2 separate regions of the Homo sapiens genome follow, and region 2 is linked to region 1. A link is an interaction called in ENCODE POLR2A ChIA-PET data of the cell type or tissue named here. Cell type or tissue: MCF 10A. All regions are shown on one strand. Each heading gives the region's core, and the rest is flanking DNA. Links, peaks and the distances in the headings are about the cores only. Region 1 overlaps EFNA5 (ephrin A5). Region 2 has its middle 250 kb from the start of LINC01950.

Region 1 (2,500 bases), core at 1-2,500:
CCAGCAATTTGAGAGGCTGAGATGGGTGGATTGCTTGAGGCTAAGAGTTTGAGACCAACCTGGACAACACTGTGAAACCTTGTCTTTACCAAAAAAAAAAAAAAAAAAAAAAAAATGTGGTGTGTGTGCCTTTAGTCTCAGTTACTTGGGAGACTGAAGTGGGAGGATTGCTTAAGCCCAGGAGTTCGAGGCTACAGTGAGCTATGATCACGCCACTGTGCTCCATCCTGGGTGACAGAGCAAGATTCTGTCTCTAAGAAGAGAGAGAAAGTCTAGTTGGATTTGCAGTTCTTCACCACTGTGTCGAGCCACTGAGTGAAAGGGTATTTACCTTTCCCCAGCTCTGGGTGTAGACCCAGTCTTTATGAACCCAGCAAGTCTGAAAGGATTCCACTGCATGATCTCAGCGATGTGTACTAATTCACCTGTCTTTGGAATGTATTTGTCTTTTTTGTTTGCTTGCACACTCTGCCTGCCAGTTTCCTATCATCAGGGATGCAGGATGATCTCAGGGCAGACATATGCCACATAACATGCTCCAAAATATCGCTAGTGTTCTCTCCGTTAACCATTGAAACCCCCATGTTGTGGAATCCTGTAGCCAGGAGGCAAAACTTGATTTGACTTCTGAAGAGGAACGTTTTCTTTCTTCTTCCAAGCCTGTGTTACAAGCGTTAGAAATTCTCTCATGTTTAGGTGTAGTTTCCATTGGGATAGATTTTACCTATGAATTCCTCCTTAGAATTCTGAAATTGCTCAGATTTACCCAAATGACAGCCAGTTTCTCATTTCACATTTGGGGGCTGTAGAATCTTCCAACATTGAGAACCTGTTTTAATCAAAGGATGCTTTGTGGAATCCTGAATGAGGAACAGCATGTTGCAGGAAGAAGAGAAGGATCCTGATGCCCTAATGGGACTGATTTCCTTTTGGGGGGCAGGAAGATATATATTCGTTGGGTGCTTATAAAAGGTTAATTCCAAAGATTGTGTATGGTTAAAGGACTGAAAGTCACACTTAGCCTCATACTTCACTTAGATGAAAAACAAAAGCCTTCCTCTCCATTACCTTGTAAGATCTATTCCTTGTGTCTTGTGCTGAGTGGACCTGGAATAATGGATAGCCCTCACTGAGTACCTAGAAGGGACTAGGGTGGTGATGAAGGGGTTCACACCGAAGATCTAAGTGCTAGCTGGGTACCTTTAACAGTACACTTGCAAGCTATACAAGGAGAAGGATTGGGTAATATGCTAGTAAAAATAAGATGGAGAGGAATCCAATAGCTGATGCAATTTCAGGTGTTTAAGTATGTGATATTGTGAAATGAACTCTGGAATCCTCAGGGTTTGTGGTTATTTCACAGTTAAGCCTGAAGTGCTCCATTGTTTTGATTGACAACATATTGGTGCTCTTAAGAAAGTGATTTGGATTTTAATTTCAGGGCTATTAAGGGCCTTTACTTCTACTTCCTATTAACTACAGATTTAATTAATACACTTGCAAGGCTGAAAAAGAGCAGAGAATAGAAGAGGGTCTGAAGGTACTTGGCCACATTGTGGAGGACTTTATATATATTTTTTCTGCATCCATTTATCTTACCATCTTGCTTCCTAACCTTTTCTAGTCTCCTAAGCTAAAATCACTCCATGCAGATTCGCTAAGGTCCAGGAAAGGGGAGCACATTTGACAAGGGGATGCAGTAGCTTTTATTCGAGGGGAGGCTAAAATGGTAAGAGCACTCCAGGTCAGGAGACTCAACACTGAGAAGACCTTTCTCATTGGGAATGGATGTGATGGACAAAACCATCCCAAACGAGCATATCTGAAGCAGGGGTCAGCCTGTGAACCTGAAAAGTGGTTACTTTAGGACAAATATTAGCGAGTGTGATTCTACCCAGTGAAGGAAAAGCACCCTTATTGTGACACGTGTGGTAGGAAAATACAAATGAGTTTAAAATAATGGTTAGTTAACCCATTAAGGGGTTTGAGGTGGGTCATCCAGGGGTATTTAGGGATTATCCTTTGAGGTCAGTATAATTGAGAACAACCACTAGAGCCTTGTTACCATTCTGTCTGGCCCTTGAGCAATTCCCAGATGGCAACTGCTGAACACCTGCAGGAAGTTACCCTGATGCTGAGATAAAATTTGCACAGGGGCTCACTATTGGCCCCCAAAATGTGTTATTCAGAGATCCTTAGTCTAAAAGCACAAGTGGCCAGGTATAGTGGCTCATGTCTATAATCCCAATCCTTTGGGAGGCCAAGGGAGGAAGTTGGTTGAGGCTGAGTTTGAGACTAGCCTGGGAAGCAAAGGAAAACCCTGTCTCTCTAAAAATTCTTAAAATTAGCCAGGCATCGTGGTTCACACCTGGAGTCCCAGCTACTCGGGAGGTTGAGGCAGGAGGATTGCTTGAGCCCAGGAGGTCAAGACTATAGTGAGCTATGATTGGGCCACTGTACTCCAGCCTGAGCAACAGAGCAAGACCTTACCTCTAAAAAA
Region 2 (13,344 bases), core at 6,770-9,269, 120 kb after region 1:
AAATCCTGACATTACTAATTCAGAATATAGATCCCTATCTTGTTGTACTCATCATTGACACACATAAAAATTACCACTTATTTGCTGAGAGAAAGCTGTTTACGTTTTTTTCTGTCTTTTTATATCAGTGATTTCTACTTTTGTAGATATTTTCTTTCTTAAAAATAAATGCATCAAATATCATTATGAAATGGATTCCACTTTTCACTGTGCATATGAGGAAGTATAAATAGATTTCACCATAAGTTATAATGAAATGTTAATAATTATCACCATTTCAAACAGAAATATAAGGTTAGTATTTTGCTAATTATACAAGTGAGAAAATTGAAGCTCACAGAGAGTAACTGACAGAGTTCCCAGCACTAGTAGGCAGTAGAGTGGCAATTGAATGGCCTGTCTAGCAAGTCTGCTTTCTTAACCAGGACACACTTATGTGAACCAAGACACCATAATCCACATGGTGGATGCTGCTATGTCCCTCCTTTAACTCATTGGAAAGTAATGTGATAAAACTTATGTACTTTAATTGATTATAAACTTAATGTAATAGTTCCTCTAAGAAGATGTTTTGCCTTGAAAGACTACCTGGGCATGGAGAACTCATAGTAGAACTGATGGGGGAAGATATTTTTAGGATGTTCCTTTTTAATTAAAGCCAATCTAGGATAGGAAATTGCTTACTGTGCACTCACATAAGATTGACCCTGAATCTGTAGGATGTGACTCACTTGAAACAGATGGAAAATTGAAATCTGATTCACTGATCTGGGCTGACTTTACAGTTTTATTTAACTGATTAGCTTCGTGGATACTTGTATAGAACAACTTCTGTGGAGGGAAGGGGCTTAGAGGAATTATGTCTATGGTGTAACGTAGGCTGCATGAAGACTCTGACATTATCTGTGGCTACATTGATGGATACTGAGTAGCTCAAAACCGGGAGTATGAGAGCCTTCTATCTTTCTAAACTTTGACGTTCTCTTATTCAGTATATTTCCCTAAAGTGTTGGGATAAGAAGCTCACTTTGCCAATATTGAAAATCTTGCTTGGAGTTAAATTTTTGATCTGTGTTCAAATTCTCACTTTGTTACTTACTAGCTATATGACTTGAGCAGGTTAACCAACTTCTTTGACTTTCTTTGAATTTGAATTTCATCTTTAGCATACTGAAGAAAAAAAATCCTGGTGTAGTTTTTTAAAAGGCCCAAACACATAGTTAATTCATATTAATATCATTCTTTGCCAACAAATATTTTTTGACAACCTCTATGTGCCTGTCAGATAGAAAGGTTCATTAATTGACTTGGAGATTGGGCGATGTGGAACTCTGATTAAGAACTTTTGTATCTACCCATTCATGGGAAGTCTGAGAAAATGAACTGGAAGCCAGTGGCTTCCACGGAAAGCCGCCCTGGTAGATGGCTATCAGCAGCTCAGTGCCCTCTCTTTGCCAAGCCACCAGTGGGCATTGTCCCAGTGATGGTTCCCTGCTAATGAGGGTGCTCAAGATTGTTTTGTGGATAATACTTTCTGACAGTTGTCAATTGTCAGGGAAGTTTAAATAGCTGGAGAACTTTCTGTGTAGGCCAACTTATATGTCAGAGGCAGGGTTGTAAATGGCACTTCAAGGCACCTAAACATGTCAATGAAATGGAATTGGAAATGATACTTGAAAACCTTGGCTGGCTTTATGTTCTGATAGCATTTTTGCCTTAATGTTCTTCTTTGGACAGTGTGTTGGCTAGCTGTAATTCTAACCCTCTACTTTCACTGAATCATATGATTATATTGTCTTTAGTTACATATATAACTTGGCCAAAACAAAAATATTTACATAAATAACTAAAATTGCTCTGTGAAAATAGGAAACTCAACATTTACAAAACCCAACTAGGTGTATACTACTAGTGGGTATACAGTTGGCTTGTCAAGAATATCAATTGAGTGTACAGTGCCTGTATTTAATGAAAGAAGAAACATGGGGTCTTGCAAAATAACGTTGATGTGAGGAGGGTCCTATAAACATGTATGATGACTTTTTCAAAGGTGATAAGTGTTATTACAATAAGACAAAGGCCATGTAAGTCTAGGAAGCTTTCATGGAAAATGTGAGTTTTGAATAAGGTTTTGAATGTTTTGAAGGTATAGGTCTCAGCAGCAAGATTGTTTTTTGGGAAACACAGATAGGGAGAATGCCTTAGGCAATATGCTCTCATGTTATACTCTTTCTATATCCCTAGGCTACATTAAGACTTCAAATATTTCTTGTGTTAAATATTCCCATATTTGCATATACAGTCTAGTACATCCAATTCCCTACTGGCTTGACTTCTCCAGAAGATTCCTCAACTCAACCTATTTAACACAGAATTCATTAATATACTCCCCTCTGCTCCTCTCTTTCACTCTGCTTCTCTCAGTGAGGGGCATTACATCCATCTGTTTGCTCAAGGAAGGAATTTATGAATCATTTTTAATAACCCTACACCCTCACTCCTACTTCGCATCAGTAGGTGAGACCTATTGATTTTACTGCAGAAATACTTCTGTTAACTATCTGCCCTTCACCCTCACAGCCATGTTCCTACTCAAGCCACCTGCAAGAACACCCAAATTCTTCTTCTGTAATCACTTTTGTCCTTTCCAGTTCATTTTTTACACTTTACATAGAATGATTTTTGACAAATCCAAGTCTGATTATTGTATTCCTCTGCTTAAAACTCTTCAATGTATTTTCATTGTTAGTAGGTTAATATCCAAATTTTCAATATCCCAATTTTTAATACCCATGGCTTACAAGAGCTCTACACTATGGTCTCACCTACCCCTTCACCCTCATCTAGTGCCATGAAACTTCTCGCTCTCTCTGTCTTAACTACTATTGTCACAAATGAGTCATCATTTTTCTCATCTTTGATCTATTGCAAATACTCTTCCCTTTACTTGGAGGAACAATTGGTAGTATCCATTTATTTGAAAATAAATATATTCTTATGGACCATTATAAGCATGATGAAGGAAAAGTGCAGGGTGCAATAAGGGAATCTTACTAGAATGAAGGCTGGAGGGAGCTGCTGAGTAGGTATTACCCAGTGTGGGGTAGAGAACATTCCAGGAAAAGTGACTAAATATTCAAAGGCTATGAGGTAGAAAGAGCATGTCAAGTAAGCAAATATGAAAGGAAAAAAAAAAAAGATAGTGAATTAGAGGGTGAGTGGCATGAGTTGAGTCTGGAGAAGTAGGTGAGGCCAGACAAGGAAGGGTCTCTTGATCATGCTGAAGATTTTGTGAATGAGGACATAGCAGTTGTTCCTGTGACATCAGCAGAATCTGGAAAGAGAGACGTTTATTTGCATGCTTCCACTATTAATGCTGGCCAGTGTGGTTAATTGTAGGAACAAAGAGGACACATGGACCCCAAATTAGGAAAGATGAGCTGGTAGAACTAGTGTTGGACCTTGGGGATGGGTGAGGAGGAGGGACTGCAGATGACCCCACAGTTTTATTGCTGGGTGCTCAGATGGCTAGCAGTGCCCCTGACCAGAGTAGACAAGTTGAAATGGGGCAAGGGTTTGAGGGAGAGGACACTGGGCTCAGTGTTGTCATAATTAGTTTTAGATCTTGGCAGATCACCAAGGAGAGTTATTTTGTAGACAGCACGAAATATGTCATTAGAAAGAGGATGAGGGGTCAAGAACTGAGATATTGATCTGAGAGCATCTGTGGTCAGGAAGGAGTAGTTATGTTGCTTTTCAGTAAGCAGGGCAGTGTGACAATATAGAATTTATTAGACCAGGTCAGCTGGGTTCCTGGATTTTCATTAATAGTGCTTAGCTGCATCAGCATGGGGCAGAAGAAGTATGGACAACGATGCTTGCAAGGGAAGGGGGAAGCCAAAGGAAGAGGGAGTTAAAGAGCATGAGAAACACACACAAGCCTACTGCCCACTACCAGGGTCAGCTTTAGAAAACCACTAAGTAATCCAGGGCAATTGTTTAATGGGAAAATCAGGTTCACATGGACGTTTAGGAAAGCCTCAGCCAGTTAAAGGAAGAATGGCATTTATCAAAATAGGACAGCACACGGGCTGAAAAGTGCATGCAGATGGAAAGAATGGGCTGATAATCAGACTTTGAGCCCTGCTAACATGCTAATTGTATATGATGTGTGTGTGTGTGTGTGTGTGTGTGTGTGTGTGTGTGTGTGTGTGTGTGAGAGAGAGAGAGAGAGAGAGAGACATTCGTGGTAAGCAGCTTTTCCTTCTTAGTTCCTTTTTGTTATGACCTTTGTGAGCTTGGTGATCTTGGTCAAGTCCCTTAATCTTTCTGTATTGAAGCATCCTTAGCTTTAAATTAGAGGGGAAAAAATGGTGTCTTATTAGGTGGCTGTGTGCTTTCAGTGAGCCAATGTATGAGAAAGTGACTAGCAGAGTGTCTGACACATTTTATTACTCTGAGTTCCAGCAGGTCACCAAGCGGGTGAAGATCTTTGCCTGTTTTCTGCTCCTACTGATCACTGCTTTTGGAACCTTTATACTACTTTACAGGGCCCTCCTCACTTAGAAGGAAATCAGATACCATCTGCTTGACAACCTCATAGATCTATTTCCATAAAAGAGATTATTGCTACAATTTTTGAATTCATGAAGATTTCATCGATGCAGCAATGAGCATCAGTGTCCTTGATAACTCTTTCATCTCTAGGTTACACAGAATAAGACTGCACCTGTAAACTCATTGTAATTTGCAGAGCTGTACATACCTTTGAAAAATGATTTGTAATTCTCATGGCTAGCTCTCAAAGTATTTTTTAAATGACTCTGAGCTGAGCAAGGACAAGCCAACCATGTAAGGTTTTAAAAAGGTACCTGACAGACACAGATATCACACATCTGTTTTGATAGTCACTAGAACACTAGGAAGAGGTCTAATTCCACTGATCACAAATATATTTCACAGGACTTATACTTGAATTTTTTTCATGTCTCTCATGTAGTCTATGGAAATATATTGCTTTTGAAATTTTGATTTCCTTGATAAAAAAAAGTAAGTAAAAAGAGACCCTAGATCTCTTAAAAAAAAAAAAAAAACTAGCATGGATTCCAAAAGCACTTATAAGCATAATAACAATCCAAACAGAGATAATGTTATAAGGATTGCTACAAATGGATGCTTGCTTATTTCTGACTACAGTCAAAAGATGCCAACTAATAATCCCCAAATGGCCTTGCCAGAACAAGTTTATTTTTATTCTGGGAACGTTTAGAGTTTCTACATCAGGCTGCGGCAAAATACGCTTTATTTTTTTGAACTTGAGATCAGGGCAAAACCATATGCAAATGACAAAACCCACATCCTTGAATGATCAGAATACACGTAGCATTTAGGTAGGAGCTACTGGAGTTCTTTAAGAGGCTGAAAAATTAGGTACTTGGGATTTTGTTGTGTCAGGGAGGAGGGTCAGGATAGAGGGTGGGGGTGAAAAGAAAGTCTGAAACTTCACCTACCTACAAATCATTATCCTTGAACTGGCTGAAGGCAAAACTGGCTTGTTTACCTGCTTCTCTTTTAGGGAAACCCCAGGCTGCAGATTTTTAGCTCTACCTTGTCTTTGAGCTGGTTCCCGTCAGCATTTCACTCTGAGTGTTCTCTTAAGTAAAAATGTTCTAAGGCTGATGAAGATTAGCAATAATTAATTGTCACTTTTAAAACAAACACAGTTTTGACCTTGAGTATTGTATGCATTCTCAGCAATAAAATCTAACAGTCTGACCTGAAAAGCATGGGCTCGCTGTGGTGTCTCACTCTCGAAGTGATAACTTCAAATTCACTGATAATTAACAGTAATAGCCATCACAACAAAATCATCTAAAACACCCACATGAAAACTTCTTTAGTATTAGTTTATAGGTCTACTAATTAAAAGTCATTTTTGTTTCTAAAGATTCCTTTGACTAGCTCTATTCTTCCATTGTCTTCTTTTGAAATGTGTTTTCTTGTTGCTAGCTAAGTGACATTATTTAAACCATCTGATGTTAGCATGATTTGCTCTGAGGGTGTTAACCTAATATTAAGAAATTTAAATTTAGTTTTAATATCTCAGTGGCATTATGCTTTGTTAAAATTGCATTTCTGGAAAAACTCACTCATCTGTAACAGTTTAAACATGAACCCTTTACCCATATACTATATTAGCTGAGTAAAAAATGAATTTTTAGTGTTTTTCTTTTCAATACATCTTGTGAAATCATAAGAGAATTCTGCAATTTATACAGGGAAATTTGGCTGCCATTTGCTTGGACTGTGACATATGACTATAATTTGTAACTTTCCTTCCAACACTTGGTTATTTGTTATCTGAATATCTGAGTTTCAGAAGTATGAATTAGTGTATGAACAATGGAAAAAAAAGGTATGCTGTAATTCTCAGGGGCATGGTGTGTTACTGTCCTTAGAAATATGACTTGGGAAACACATTTAAATATAGAATTTATATTCTGCTTCTATTAGTGATTTACATGACTCTGTGACTTGCATCTTCATTTAGGTTTTTTTTTTTTTTTTTTTTTGAGACAGTGTCTCACTCTGTCACACAGGCTGGAGTGCGGTGGTGTGCCATCTCAGCTCACTGCAATCTCCACCTCCCAGGTTCAAGTGATTCTCCTGCCTCAGCCTCCCAAGTAGCTGCCTGCCACCATGCCTCGCTAATTTTTGTATTTTTTGTGGAGACAGGGTTTCACCATGTTGGCCAGGCTGGTCTCAAGCTCCTGATCTCAAGTGATCTGCCCACCTTGGCCTCCCAAAGTGTTGGGATTATAGGCGTGAGTCTTTAGTTTTGCATCTTTTTATTTGTATGTTTTTCATTCTGTTTTGTGTTTGGGGTTATGCGTGTCTTTGGCCTTTTCCAGTTGTCTTTGAAATTTTATCAAGATCACGACTTTATCCTCTGGGTGCATTTTGAAGAAAAATTTATGAAGAGCATATAGGTATTGCAGAGTAAGGCATTTATTTCTTTAACAAATATTTGTGAAGCAACAAAGCGACTACTATGTGTCAGTTACTGTGTCAGACACCAGGGACACAGATTTAAACAAGGCAGATGTGGTTCCTTTCTCAGGGAGCAAATAGTTTAGTGGGGGATATAGAGGAGCAGACAGGCAATTCCAAACACCACAAGGTAAGCGATAGGATGGAAGAGTTGAGACATATAGAAGAAGTACCTGCCCCAGAATTGTTGGGTCAGGGATGGCTTCCTGGAGGAAGTGACCCTAATGTGAGACTTGAAGGATGCATAGGAAATAGCCAGACAAAAGGCATTTAGGGTTTGGACAGGGGCTAATGAACAGAAGGATAGTGTTTTAGTCTGAGGGAATGGCTTCATTTTATAAAAGACCAGAGATAACTGAGAGGAATTAATAGTAATTCACTCTGGCAATGGAGATGGATCAATAGAGACAAAGTTAAGAGGTATTTGAGAAACGATATTCAGTAACAACAGCAATTATTGACTGGATATGAGCCTTGGAGAGGTAAAAGTAAAGGGTGACTCCCAAATTTATTATTTTAGCAATTGGATGGTTGAGGAAGGGTCAGTTAACTGGGAAAAAGGCAGGTAAAGTAGTTTGGACATTGATATAGTTAAGCTTTGTGTCCCAAACCAAATCTCATCTTAAATTGTACTCCCCAGGTGTTGAGGGGAAGGACTGGTGGGAGGTGATTGGATCATGGGGGCTGTCTCTCCCATGCTGTTCTTGTGATAGTGAGGGAGTTCTCATGAAATCTGTTGGCTTTATAAGTGGCAGCTTCCCCTGGGCTTTTCACTGTCTCTTGCCTGCCACCATGTAAGATGTGCCTGCTTCCCTTTCCACTATAATTGTAAGTTTCCTGAGACTTCCCCAGCCATGCAGAACTGTAAGTCAATTAAACCTCTTTCCTTTATAAATTACCCAGCCTCCAGTAGGATCTTCATAGCAGTGTGAAAATGGGCTCAAACAGTAAATTGGTACAAATAGAGTGGGGTACTGCTATAAAGATACTAAAAGATGTGGAAGTTACTTTAGAATGAGTAACAGACAGAGGTTGGAAGAGTTGGGAGGGCTCAGAAGAAGACAGGAATATGGAGAAAGTTTGGAGCTTCCTAGAGACTTGTTAATGGTTTTCACCAAAATGCTGATAGTGATGTGAACAATGAAGTCCAGGCTGAGGTGGTCTCAGATGAAGATGAGAAACTTGTTGGGAACTGGTATAAAGGTAACTCATGCTATGCTTTAGCAAAGAGACTGGTGGCATTTTGCCCCTGCCCTAGAGATCTGTGGAACTTTGAACTTGAGAGAGATGATTTAGGGTATCTGGTGGAAGACATTTCTAAGCAGCAAAGCATTCAAGACATGACCTGGATTATTCTGAAATCATTCAGTATTATGCATTCACAAAGAGATGGTTTGAAATTGGAACTTATGTTTAAAACAGAAGCACAGCAAACAAGTTTGGAAAATTTGTAGCCTGATGATGTGATAGAAAAGAAAAACCCATTTTCTGAGGAAAAATTCAAGCCTGCTGGGGTGCAGAAATTTGAATGAGCAATGAGGAGCTGCATTATTAATGACCAAGACAATGGGGACAATGTCTCCAGGGCATGTCAGAGATCTTGGCAGCTGGCCCTCCTGTCACAGGCTCAGAGGCCTTGGAGGAAAAATGGTTTTGTGGGCTGGGCCCAGGGTCCCCCCAACACCTGTCCAGCCTCAGGACATGGCACCCTGTGTCCCAGCTTCTTCAGCTCCAGTCGTGGCTAAGCCAAGGTACAGCTTGGGCTATTGGTTTGGAGGGTGCAAGCCCCAAGCCTTATCAGCTTCCACATGGTGTTGGGTGTAGGGGTGCACAGAAGTCAAGAACTGAGGTTTGGAAACTTCTGCCTGGATTTCAGAGGATATATGGAAATGCCTGGATGGCCAGGCAGAAGTCTGCTGGAGAACCTTTGCTAGGGCAGTGCAGAAGGTCAAATGTGGGGTTGGAGCCCACCCCCTGCCACAGAGTCCCCACTGGGGCACTGCCTAGTGGAGCTGTGAGAAGAGGACCACCATCCTCCAGACTCCAGAATGGTAGATCCACCAACAGCTTGCACCATGAACCTGGAAAAGCTGCAGACACTCAATGCTAGCCCATGTAAGAAACCAGGAGGAGGACTGTATCCTGTAAAGCCACAGGGGCAGAGCTGTACAAGACCATGAGAGCCCACCTCTTGCATCGGTGTGACCTGAATGTGAGACACGGAGTTAAAGGAGATCATTTTGAACCTTTGAGATTTATTGACTGCTCTGTTGGATTTTGGACTTACGTGGTGCCTGTCGCCCCTTTGTTTTGGGCAATTCCTCCCATTTGGAATGGGAACATTTATCCAATGACTGTACTTCCATTGTATCTTGGAAGCAACTAACTTGTTTTTGATTTTACAGGCTCCTAGGTGGAAGGGACTTGCCTTATCTCAGATGAGACTTTGGACTTGGACTTTTGAGTTAATACTGAAATGAGTTAAGATTTTGGGGGACTGTTGGGAAGGCATGATTAGTTTTGAAATGTGAGGACATGAGATTTGGGAGGGACCAGGGCAAAATGACACGGTTAGGCTTTGTGTCCCCACCCAAATCTCATCTTGAATTGTAATCTCTAGGTGTTGAGGGAGAGACCTGGTGGGAGGTGATTGAATCATGGGGGCTGTTTCTGCTGTGTTGTTCTCGTGATAGTGAGGGAGTTCTCATGAGATCTGAAGGTTTTATAAATGGCAGTTTCACTCTCTCTTGCCTGCCACCAGGTAAGATGTGTCTCTTCCCCTTCCACCATGATTGTAAGTTTCCTGAGGCCTCTTCAGCCATGTGGAACTGTGAGTCAATTAAACCTCTTTCCTTTATAAATTACCCAGTTTTGAGTAGTATCTCTATAGCAGTGTGAAAACAGACTAATACAGACATGATGAATTTTAATGACATAGAAGACATATAAAATGACTATCGGATATTTAGGTGGAGGTGAGTAATATAGACATGGAGCGCAGGAGAGAAAGAGCTGGGTTGAGTTTATGCTGTTGAGATTCCTTAAAATATGGTTTCTTTTTTTTGAGACAGAGTACAGTGGCACAATTTAGGCTTATCACAACCTCCACCTCTTGGGTTCAAGTGATTCTCGTGCCTCGGCCTCCCCAGTAGCTGGGACTACAGGCGTGCCACCACGCCCAGTTAATTTTTATATTTTTAGTAGAGATGGGGTTTTAGTAGAGATGTTGGCCAGCCTGGTCCCGAACTCCTGACCACAGGTGATCTGCCCTCCTTGGCTTCCCAAAGTGCTGGGATTACAGGCGTGAGCCACTGCAACTGGCCAATATGTAGTATTTGAAGTCATGAGAATAAACTTGATGAAGAGGTTGGGAGTCTGTATAATTCATTGGAACTTATGCCTAGGTAATACTTTATAAAAATGTTTGGTTGAGATGTCCCAAAAACAATTTGGATCCATGTATATGCAGGATTAGAGCAAATCGAATTAGAGTAAATTGTAATTCAAGGTCAGGAAAGAACCACAGAAGTCCTTTGATGTCTCCTGCTTACAGGCCCACATGAACAACAATGTTATAGCAATATAGTCGTAGCTTTGTTTTATGTTTCAGATAGAAACTACCCTCAAAGATAGAGACACTGACATGATTTGAATGGAAGTCTGAGAATCCTATTGGGCAGGTCCATCACATCTCCTGCCATGCCAGTAGCTTCTTTCTTAGGGAAAGTGCCTACCCATATGTGGGCTGTGAGAGCTGCCCTGGGTGGCCATGAGTCCCTTTCTTCCAGACCTATCTCAATGGGGTGGTCCTATCCCTAACCAATCTCTAGGCTGGCCAGTGTCCTTATGAGATGGTTTGGCATGAAAAACTGCCCAAACAGGCAAAATGTGATTAGCTGGGTCAGATGTTCTCACTCAGGAATTTCAACTAGGGCAACTGGGGAGGGAGTCAATTAGTTGGTTTTGGGAAGGAGTATAAGCTGAAAAGAACCACAAGGGGAGGCCTTGTGGCAGCAAGAAAGATGAATAAAGTGGGTAAGTAAACAGACTTTATGAGTAAGCAGAAACTGAAATAGAGATGGCACGGCAGCAAGAAGAGGGTAAGGTGGCTCCTGGAACTAGTGGGAGGAATAGATGCAATCAGAGAGGAGCTCACTCACCATAAAGGTAAGGGATCAACAGAGTCCTGCTAATAACATGCCCGTAAGGTTAGTGGTCACTGGAGCCCTGGTGGATTTTTCTTATCCCCAAATATACGAGTCTCTGAGTGGTAAAAGGTGTCCCATGGCACTCCTGTTTCTTTTATGTTCTTGAATATCCTTATAATAAGCTCTAATTAATCAAGGGAACTAGAGTGAGTCTTAATTTATTGGGAACAGATTGCTTTACTAACAGAATCCTTCTACCCCCAAATTTCTCCCAGGCTTGCTTGACACATTGCAAGATGAAATATATTATTAGAAATGCATTCTTTTGGGCTGAGAAATTGGGGGCTCAAGATTTTTCAATAAAATGTAAATAATGCTAACTGGTGTAATATAGAAAGCCATTTTCCAACATAAAGAACAGCTATTGAACCTCTTTATGTATTGAACATTTTTCATGTTTGTGTGTGTGTGTGTGTGTGTGTGTGCATGCTAGGACAGGGTATAGATGATGGGGGACGAGGTAGGAAGCTCTGAGGAATGTTGAGTATGCATAAAGCAAAGTCTTTAGAAGTTTACAATTCAGTTGGGGGTATATTTGGGAATAGGAAGAAATTTTTTGTGTTTTTAAGAGACTGGGTCTTGCTCTGTTATCCAGGCCTGAGTGCGCTGGTATCATCATATCTCACTGCAGCTTTGAACTCATGGGCTCAAGCAATCCTCTTGCCACAGCCTCCCAAGTAGCTGGGACTACAGGCTTGTGCCATTGTATGTAGATAATTTTTAAACTTTTTTTTTTCTGTAGAGAGAGGGTCTCACTATGTTGCCCAGGCTGGCTTCAAACTCCTTGCCTCAAGCAATCCTCCTATCTGGGTTTCCAAAAGTGCTGAGATCACAGACATGAGCCACTATGTCTGGCCAAGACTAAGAAGGGCTTTAAAGATAATCTAGACAAGGGATTGCAAACTCAAATGTCTACAAGGGTCAGGCAAGGTGAGTGCTGAATGAAGTGGGCTGGGCAGGTGCAGTGGTGAGCTGCAGACTGCATGGACCATTTAGGGAACTACTCACATAATGGTTGTTAGGTGGGAAGGCCTGCCCAATGCTTACACATCTAATTTTTCAAGAGGGGCTCAATTTTTATGTAAACTCTCCTAAATTTTAAATATTGGTGTGTAATCAAATTCAAGCAAAGCAAAACAAAACAAAACTCTTTGGGGCCAAACAACAAAAAAAAAATCTGCAGGCTGTGTTCGGACCATAGATCAGCAGTTTATGATCTCTGCTCTTGATCAGTAGATTTCAAAATGTTTAAAGATTCAGAAACATCCTGCAAAAGAAATTTTATGCCTGAATATAACACATGTAAGGACAGAAGCAGAAGTATTGGGGTTGAAACTGGGGTGAATGAACAGAGCCTTGCCACTCTCATCCTCGACTTCCACACTCAACAGGCCCAAAGGAAGCTTGACAAATCTTGAAGACCACTGAGGGAGTTTAACCTCTTAGTTTTACAGATGAGGGACATGAAGGACCCAAGAGCCAATGGCCCAAAATAAGGATATTTACAGAATAATGCAGATGGTGTCTGTTTGTAGATGATAGTGTGTGAGTTGGTATGTAGAAAGTGGTTAAGTGTGCTGGTTCTAAGCCACACTGCTTGGATTTGCACATACTTCTTAAGGGCAAATTAGAGAAGGTGGTATTCAGTCTCCGTGCCTACATTTCCATACTTGTCAGATTGGAATGATACATAGTAATACTTACCTCATTAGGTTGTTGAGAAGATGAAATAACATGTACAGCAGTCCCTGGCACAGAGTAAGTGTTCAATAAATGCTAGCTTTTTAAAAATTATAGGGCATCTTTGCTAGTCATTAACATTATAGCAAGATTTATTTCATGTGACAAGTAGCTCTCACCTATGAAATAGTCTTGCGAGAAGGGAATTTTTGGTGGGGGTAACTTGTATCTAAAGTACAGAGGTTATAGGAAAGGTAGGGAATGGTGGGTGGGGGCCTAGAGTTTTCTCTTGGGTCTTTGCAACTCCTTAGACTTGAAGATTTTTACTCATTGTGGGCAGTCTTCCAACCTTCACTTATGCACACAACCCATCTTTTTGGCTTAGAGGGTCGAGAAGATACCCAGA

Evidence for each region. ChIA-PET counts read pairs that join two places held together with the same protein. Peaks named below come from ENCODE experiments on the same cell type or tissue, not always from the same donor. Only the 100,000 strongest peaks of a DNase experiment are listed, where the experiment ranks them.
Region 2: POLR2A ChIA-PET joins it to region 1 with 5 read pairs; 2 of 35 experiments call an interaction of 5 or more read pairs at or near these places.

What each region holds. Positions count from the first base shown.
Region 1 is chr5:107,382,384-107,384,883 of GRCh38, reverse strand. All of the region lies in intron 4 of EFNA5 (ephrin A5), which reads left to right. Among named protein-coding and RNA genes, the nearest start is that of EFNA5, 290 kb to the left of the region's middle. In MCF 10A, for the core only: no CTCF peak of the experiment used is centred there; a DNase peak (open chromatin) is centred at 1,303.
Region 2 is chr5:107,255,827-107,269,170 of GRCh38, reverse strand. No RefSeq gene overlaps it. Among named protein-coding and RNA genes, the nearest start is that of LINC01950, 250 kb to the right of the region's middle. In MCF 10A, for the core only: no CTCF peak of the experiment used is centred there; no DNase peak of the experiment used is centred there.